Linked DNA regions of Homo sapiens: region 2 is linked to region 1. A link is a contact called in ENCODE Hi-C data. All regions are on one chromosome and are shown on one strand. The core of a region is the stretch at or near the end of the contact, and the rest is flanking DNA. Distances in the headings are between cores, read along the strand shown.

The links. A loop is a pair of places that touch in the nucleus more often than their neighbours do. Pooled maps may share reads with other maps.
Region 2: a pooled map shows a loop between it and region 1 (4-fold over the local background). The contact joins two enhancer-like sites. A Hi-C loop is called at or near these places in 12 of 37 single-sample maps with no recorded cell type and 4 of 50 pooled maps.

What each region holds. Positions count from the first base shown.
Region 1 is chr5:956,736-960,855 of GRCh38, reverse strand. No RefSeq gene overlaps it. Among named protein-coding and RNA genes, the nearest start is that of LINC02982, 39 kb to the left of the region's middle. RefSeq lists an enhancer at 1-180. Within about 2 kb of position 2,000, at least 10 of the 41 ENCODE cell types and tissues checked have a DNase peak (open chromatin) inside an H3K27ac peak, as active enhancers do.
Region 2 is chr5:1,482,273-1,486,422 of GRCh38, reverse strand. It overlaps LPCAT1 (lysophosphatidylcholine acyltransferase 1), which reads left to right. Exons shown (of 14, transcript NM_024830.5): 6 at 2,937-2,995. Among named protein-coding and RNA genes, the nearest start is that of MIR6075, 27 kb to the left of the region's middle. Within about 2 kb of position 1,267, at least 3 of the 41 ENCODE cell types and tissues checked have a DNase peak (open chromatin) inside an H3K27ac peak, as active enhancers do.

The sequences.
Region 1 (4,120 bases), core at 751-3,250:
CCACCTCCCACGCAGAGCCAGGCACTAGGGCAGAGGCTCCGGCTCTGAGTCCTGGCACCCCTGGGCCCTCCGTCATCATCACATGGGTGACATGGGAGGAGGTGGCCGAGGTGAGAAGCCCAGCCCATGTGGCCACTGTGAGTTGTGGGTGGGGAGGAGGCCTCTGCAGGAGTGGCAGGGCAAGGGCAGGCAGCAGCAGAGTCGCAGCCCAGGGCTGGCGTGAAGCAAAGCAGGAAAATCACATTATTCAGTTGCTTTAAAAATAACAGCATTTACAGGGCAAAACGGGGTGGCCCAGGTTTAAAAGAAACCACCTGTCTGTTCTGACGGTCAAAGCGTGAGGGAAGCCAGTGGTCCAAGCAGATGGAGGCGTCCGGGTCTGGGCAGGAACGTGTCTGCCACGTGCGGTCTGGGTTCAGGTGAATCAGGGAAGAGGAACCCCAGGGGCAGGAAGTGCTGGGGACGCCCCTGTGAGGCTCTGGGTCCAGCCTGCTGAGAAGGGGTTGCCAGGGGCTGGGGCGGCTGCCTGGACTCCCTGAGAATCCTGCAGCCCGGCTGACCTGGGCGCTCATACCAGGTGGGGTGGGGTGGGGAGGGCACACCAGGCGGGCACACACCCAGTGGGAGGGCACACCGGGAGGGCAGGCACACCGGGCAGGGCAGGCACACCGGGCGGGGGACACTCACTGGGAGGGGGGCCCTCACCACGCAGGGCAGGCACACGGGGGGGACACTCACTGGGCAGGATGGGCACACTGGGTGGGGCGGGCACACCAGGCCGGGTGTGCATGAGACAGCAGCCGCTCTGGAGAAGCGCAAAGCCTTTAGGATCTTAGTGTGATCTCACGTGTGGGTTCACGAGTCCTGTCCCATCCTGGTCATGGTGTCCAGAAAAACAGGACGGCGCATAAGTGGCCCTGCTGCTTTTGTGAGGACGAGGGAGCTTCAGGGGGTGAGAAGGGAATGGTGGGTGTGGCGCAGGAGATGGGCCAGCAGAGGGACGTCCGACCTGGGCAGCAAGCAGGAGAGCCCCAGAGGTCACCTCCATCGGAGACGCAGGCACGCCCTTCCCCACCTGCAGCCCTGGGCTCTCTCCGCGGCATCGGAGTGTGAGGGGAAGAGCTGCCTCTGAAACCCCCCACCGGCCCCACCATCTTATGGCGGCCCCGCTGACTGCCCCGCTGACCCCCCGCTGACCCCCCGCTGACCACTGGGGCCGTGGTGCCTCAAGCCTCGGCCGTCGCCTTGAATTTGGGCCCGGCTGGCAGTGCCCTGACTTGGCAACGAGACGCTGCCCAAGTCTCAGATATTCGATGCCTCACATTGCCAATATGGAGTCATTTCCCACATGGGGAAACTGAGGCACAGGGGGCACCCGGGCATTGCGGCACCTTGTGACCCAAGTCCCCATAGCGGCTTGAGGTCTACGGTCATCTCTGTCCCAGCCCCATGGTGGGGGAGTGGCCACTTGGGCTTTGGAAAGGGTACTCGTTTGGAAGGAGGCTTGCCTGTTGCGTGAGTGTGAGCTCAGATGGACTTGGGGGCCGATGGGGCCTTGTCACGTGGGGGGCAGGGCTGGGGGTGGGGAGCCGAGCTCGGCCCTTGGCAAAATGCCCAGAGATTTGTCAAGCGCAAGCACTGGCGTTCTCTGTCCCTTATGCTTACATTATTTGAATAGAAGAAGGCCAATCACATCGCTTCCCCAGGTGTGAATCACTGCCTACTTGGCAGGGACCGCAACCTTGGTTTGGCCTTTGGACACCGCACGCACATGTCATGACCCTCCTGGCTTTGGGAACGTGGTGTCCGGCTTACGGCTTGGGGTCCCCGTGCCAGGGAGCACTGAACGCAGCCGCCCACGTGTGGACTCATCGGACAGAGTGCGGCTGCTCCGTTTCCCATCCGCGCTGTTTTTTGTGCCCCTGGCCAGCAACGCCTTGGCGGGAACACCCAGTCCCTCCAGAACCGCCGAAGCTCCCCCGGCGCCTGCTCCCGGCCTGCGGGCTCCCAGCGCCACATCCTCCCCCAGGCACGGCTGTTGCCAGGCATCTGCACGGCCCTAGTCCTGAACCAAACCGCAACGGCAGAGCTGAGCACGTACCTGCGTCTGTTTGGTTTGTTTCCCAGGAGTCCGGCTCCAGATTAAAGAACCGTGTGAGGCCGCACTTTGCTTTTCGGGTACACGCCTCTGCACACTGTGTGTCTGGTGGAGGGCAGGGTCCTGTGGTTTCCAGCAAAGCCGACCTCCATGGAAACGCAAGTGGAAAATGCTTTCTTGAGAAAGTTCCAGTCAATGACAAAATGGCCCTTCCCCAAATGCCGTAGTCTCTCGCTGAGACCCTGTGCCAGCGTGGGGAGGTGCCCTTCCCTGAGTGCCGCAGTGTCCCCTGTGCTGAGACCCTGTGCCAGCGTGGGGAGGTGCCCTTCCCTGAGTGCCGCAGTGTCCCCTGTGCTGAGACCCTGTGCCAGCGTGGGGAGGTGCCCTTCCCTGACTGCCGCAGTGTCCCCTGTGCCAGTGTGGGTGTCCTCAGGGCTGAGCAGGGGCCCCGTGGCTGGAACTTTGTCACCTTTTGAGCCAGACAGCCTGCGAGGGAGACTCCCGGTGGTCACCACCACAGCAGGTGGCAGCCATGCGCCAGTTCTCAGCCCCGTCCACGCCTCATAGTGTTACGCACGAACCCTTCATCCTGCTCCAAACAGAATGAGAATGTCATGTCGCAGCCTTGTCTAGAAAGCTCACCAGAGAAGGGGGGTAAAAGCAAGTCCCTGAAAAGTCACAAGAAGACGACCCTGTGTGAGCAGTCCCTGACCCACTGATTTGACGTCCAAAATGGCTTCCACACTGGATTTCCTGCTTCCCCACACCCTCAGCTTTGGCTTAGGGCCAAAGCCATTCTAGCCAGAGCCGTGGGTCCTTCCCATCAGCAGGCCTTGCTTCCTGCTTCCCGCACTTCAGAGATGGGCGCCGACCACACAGGGCAAGGGACACGCTGGGTGCCCTCAAGAGGAGTGGGTGGAATGGCCCAGAAATACCCCAAATAAATAAGGCTGGGCATCGGTGGCAAGGATGGCAGAGGGGCCAGTGAGCCACTGCTGAGCGCAACCTGGGCTGGGCTGGACAGACGCTTGAGGAGGCCAGGTGGGCAGGGACAGGGGACACAGAGAAGGCTGCGGTGCTCAGGGAATGAAGCCAGCATGACCGGACGTCACCCCTTGGCCAGGCTGCACCAGGCCCTGAGCCACATCCCCTGCGAGGTCAGACCACAACCCAAACAGTTGTTTGATCTTAAAACTAAGCCTGTGTTTGTAACAGGAAACCAGCCCCAGCATGGCTGGGGTGAGTCGCATTAAACTGTGGTGCGTGCCACAGAAAACCTCAAAGGAACGAGGGCACGGTCCAGGGATGCTCCCTGCTTGGAACAGGAGCTCCGGGCCGGGCGCGCAGGCAATCCCAGGGGCGTCCAGAGGAGGCGCCACACCTAAACCGACCCTGGCGGGGTGACCTCAGCCTTTGAGGGTTCTCTTGGCCCCGAGGTCAGTCCCAGGGCACAGATCCATGGGGCTGCCCCGAGCCAGCTCTGAGGATTGGATGGGCTTCCCCCATTGTCTGGGGACCCTGACGAACACCACAGTCATAAAGCGCCTTTCATTTTCCTTTCAGGTCTTTTAGCTAAAATGCCACAAGAAAGGGGACTACGGCCCAGTCCCAGGCTAAGCGCGCTGCACAGCCCCCACTGGGCCTCTGCTTGGCCCAGATAACTGGAAAACATTCCAGGAATCTCAGCATTGCGGTTTTGTTTCCTCTTGGCTTTGTGAGAGTTTAAGGAATGTGTAATTATTTATGAAATGCCAGTGTCCTGGCCACAGAAGCCCCGATTGAAGAGAGAACCAGGCAGATGCAGAGCCATTCTTGGCTGGAGCTTTGAGCCCCACCGACTTTCCCTGCCATGATGCTGGGAATTTCTGCCCCACTCATGGGCATCAGAACTCCAAGGTGGAGCAGGACCTAAATAGACTGTAAAGGGAGGTGGAACCGAGATCCATGTGCGTGTTCAGAATTCAAGTAGGGTGAGTGGGTTTCCTCCCTTCACGTCCGCCCCCAACCCTGAAGAGTCCTTTG
Region 2 (4,150 bases), core at 18-2,517, 530 kb before region 1:
GGCCCAGCCTCCAGCCTCAGGCTCCTGGAGCCTCCAGCAGGGTCCTCCTGGGCCCAGGTGCCTTCTTTCTCCTGAGTGTCTCTTGTCTGTGCTGCACTGTCCACCTGAGTCCCCCTGTTCTGACCCAGGCCAGGGGTGCCGCCTCTGAGGTGGGGGTGATAGAGCTCAGCAGAGCCCTGTGGGGTCTGCTGGATGTGGTGGGTTCCAGCAGGGCTGGGACCCTCAGGGCTCTGCAGGGATTGAGTTGCTCCTGAAACAGGCCCATGTGGGGCCTTCCTCTCCAGTGCCCACACTCACCCTCCTTGTCAGAGGGCACTAGAGCAGGATCGGCTGACTGGGTACCTGGAGACCCCTCCTGGAAGGTCCTGGGCCCACGCCCTCCACATGCCCACACCCCACCTGCCTGCCAGCTCCAAGCTCTCAGAGCAGAACGAAGACAGTGAGAAGGCCCTAGGATGCTGCGTGGGCCCAGCGATGGCACTGACAGCCCGAGGATGCAGAGGCGGGCCTACCAAATGTGGCTGTTGGAAGTGGACGCAGCTCTCACTGGGCCACAGTGGCCTCCCTGCACGGGCTGTGAACAGACATGGATGTGGCTGTCCCTGGCCTCCCTGCACGGGCTGTGAGCAGACATGGATGTGGCTCTCCCCGGCCTCCCTGCACGGGCTGTGAGCAAACATGGATGTGGCTGTCCCTGGGCCGCAGCGGCCTCCCTGCACAGGCTGTGAGCAGATGTGGACACGGCTCTCCCTGGGCCATGGTGGACTGTTTCTTCCTGTGGGGTGGGCTGTGGGGGATGGTCAGGGTGAATAAGGGGTGATGGCCTTCTGGGGGCCTCAGGGGTCCCTGTTGAGCCATCTTCCAGCCTCATTGTTGCAACTAGTGACGTTAGACCCATGCCCAGCACAAGCTATGTGTGAATATGGAGGTTTCTGTGCAGTTTAGAAGCCCGTACCTCCTCCCCTCTGCCTTGTTCCTGCATTCAGAAGCCCTGGGCTCTGACTGCCTCATCTTGGTTTCTCCCAGCCTGGCCCTTGTGCAGCCTGCCTTGGGTGCACAGTGCTGGCGGGGTCTGGGTGCTGCTGACCCTCAGGGGCCCCTGGGAGACTAGGGAGGCCAGAGACCCCTGCAGACTTTCCCACCGGGGTTTCCATGAAGTCACTGACCTTTCAGGCTCATGGGGGGTTTCTGTGCTCTTGGGGACTTTCCTGAGAGGTCCCCAGGGTGTTGAGGTTTCCTTTGATTCTTACTGAGTTTCAGTGATGTCCCCTTGACACATGGTCGGGATGGTCGGCTGAGCTGTAGCAGCAGAGCCATTATCACCCACAGCAGGTCTCGGCACTCCACGCGAGCTCCTGGGCTCGGTCCCAGGCAATGAGGACTATTTCCTCCACACTGCGTGTCTCAGGGGCTGGGACTCGGCTGCCGGGCGTTGGAGCTGGGGCTTGAGCCTGGGTCTGTGCCAGCCCTGCCGTCCTCCGCCTCCCCTGACACAGCCACCCGTCCACCTGGGCACACAGAAGTGCTGGGTGAACTGCATGAGCTTGCTCCCAGGTGCTGCTGAGCCCACAGCAGGAAGGGGGCAACCCAGCCCTGGACACAGGGGAAGCTGCGGCACACGGGCCCAGGGACTTGGGGTGCCAGCTGGACACCAAGGCTGCAGGTGGATGTCCTGCATGAGACGAAAGCTGAGTGGGTTGGGCGGTCAGCTCGAGGTTTCAGCCCTGACACGGGCCTCTGGCCTCAGGCCACCGTGAAGGGAGAATTGGCCCTAGGGACAGATGCTCCTGGCAGCCCTAGGGGCAAGCATGGGCTCCATTCTCCCAGAATTGTGCAGAATCCCGCAGCCAGGACCAACCGCAAATTCCTGACCACATAGTGGCACTCGCTGGCAGCCTGGGAGGAACGCGCTGCCTGGGGATTCACTCGCCTGGCCTCAGGTCGCCAGGCAGGGGAGCCCTTCTCAGACCGCCTGTCCTGTTCTAAAACTTGAGTACTTCTGATGCCTGAGTTTTCCAGTTAAAAAAAAACTCTTTCAATAGAGATTTAAATAGAATTTAAAATAGAAACAATCATCCACAGAGTCCATGGTGCCTTGCTCCAGCCCGCAAGGGCACAACTCCGGCCAGTGAGAAGGCGGAGCGGCTGCTGGGTACAGCCACAATTCCAGTGGGAACGGGGAAGTTCCTGAGCCTCTGCGGCCTGTGGCTCTAGCTGGGCCTCGCTGGGGCTCCTCCTGATTCCTTGGGAGCCCATCAGGTGGCAGCCACTCAGAGAGAGAGGCAGATCCCGGGCAAGTCCTGCTGCAGCTGTGACCAAATCCGCCCGTCCTTGGAGCTGAGCCCCAGGGGCAGGTGAGGGCGGCGGGTGGGGCCCCGAGGCAGGTGTATGTGCTTGGTGAGGGCAGACCCTAACCCCGTCAGGTGGGTGAGCATTGGCCGGTGATGAGGACCCCCACTTCCCACCAACGCCTTCCAGCTGGTGCGCGATGTTACAGCAGAAAGTGTCCCTCCACGGATGTCTTCCAGCTCGTGCGCAATGTTATAATAGCAAGTGTCCCTCCACAGACGCCTTCCAGCTGGTGCGCGATGTTACAGCAGAAAGTGTCCCTCCACGGATGTCTTCCAGCTCGTGCGCAATGTTATAATAGCAAGTGTCCCTCCACAGACGCCTTCCAGCTCGTGCGCGATGTTAAAACAGAAAGTGTTCCTTGGCCGGGGAGCGCCCCTGGCCGATGTTCCTGCCCATCCGTGCTGTGGCGCTGGGTGTTTACGGTCAGGACAGATGTTGAGATAGTCCAGGCATGGAGTGCCCTTGCTGACCAGGAAGGCCTAGACAGAAAAGCTCACTTTTATCCCAAGGGCAGCATGAGAAACGCAGCAGACGCTGTCCTGCGTGGGCTGCCATGGGCAACACCGCTGTTCCTTTCTCGGCAGGTGCATTCATCCCTGGAGCGCCCGTCCAGCCTGTGGTTTTACGATATCCAAATAAACTGGTGAGTTGTGTTTTTTTGGGGTCAGCTTCCAGGGGAATTCTCCGGGAAACGGGAACTGCGAGCTGCCTCTGTGCACCTGTGTCTCTGTCTCTCCACACCCTTTATCTGCGCCACAGCCCACACTTGGCCATGCTGAGTCCATCCGGCCTCAGCGCTGGAGAGGGCAGGACAGGCCCGGGCCCTGGGCTCGGCACGTTCCTGAGTGCGGCCTGTTCTATGCACGTGTCCCTGATCAACCCCATGATTCCACAGTGGTCCCCAGTGTTCCAGAGCCCTGCTTCCATAGCTCCTGACAAAGCTGCCCTTTCCTCTGTGTGCCAAACCTGACATTTTGGAGAGGGAACCCCTCCACCCCACATCACCGGCCAGGGCCCCCAGCAGCTTTCAGTACCCAGTTCATGCTCCAGGAAGTTTAAAAATTAAGAACATTTAAGTTCTGGAAGGCGGAGGCAGCTGGAGAGAAAGGAGGTGACTTTGTCATTTCTGTGGTTTTATCATTTAGTGCCCAGGTTTTGTTTGGTTTAAGAGAATTAAGAAGGTGTTTGGGGTCCAGAGCTCCTGGGGCGAAGGTGGTAGACCCCACCTTTGGGAGAAAGTCTGGACGAGGCCTCAGAGCAGTTCCCCATGGGGCCTTGCCACCTCTGGAGGAGGCTTAGCCTGCCCTGGCTCTGCCCCAGCCCACCACACCACACCCCACCCCACCCCACCCCAGCCTGCCCTGGCCCATCACACCCCACCCCCCTGCCCCACCCTACTCCCCCCATCCCAGCCCACCCCGGCTCTGCCCCACCCCAGCCCACCCCAGCCTGCCCTGGCTCTGCCCCACCCTACCCCACCCCACCCTGCCCTGGCTCTGCCCCACCCTACCCCACCCCACCCTGCCCTGGCTCTGCCCCACCCCACCCCACCCCAGCCCACCCCACCCCACCCCAGCCTGCCCTGGCTCTGCCCCGCCCCACCCCACCCTGACCCAGGCCCTGCTCCATCCCTGCCCCTGGCCGCAGCCCCACCCCCTGGCCCCGCCCCTGCCCATGTCCTGCCTCAGTTTCCACACCTGTAAGGTGGCTGCTGCACCTTCCTCCAGGTGCTCTTGGATGCTCAGAATACTTCCGGTTCCATCGGCCCTCCCCACTTAGGCGACCTTGCCTCACAGGC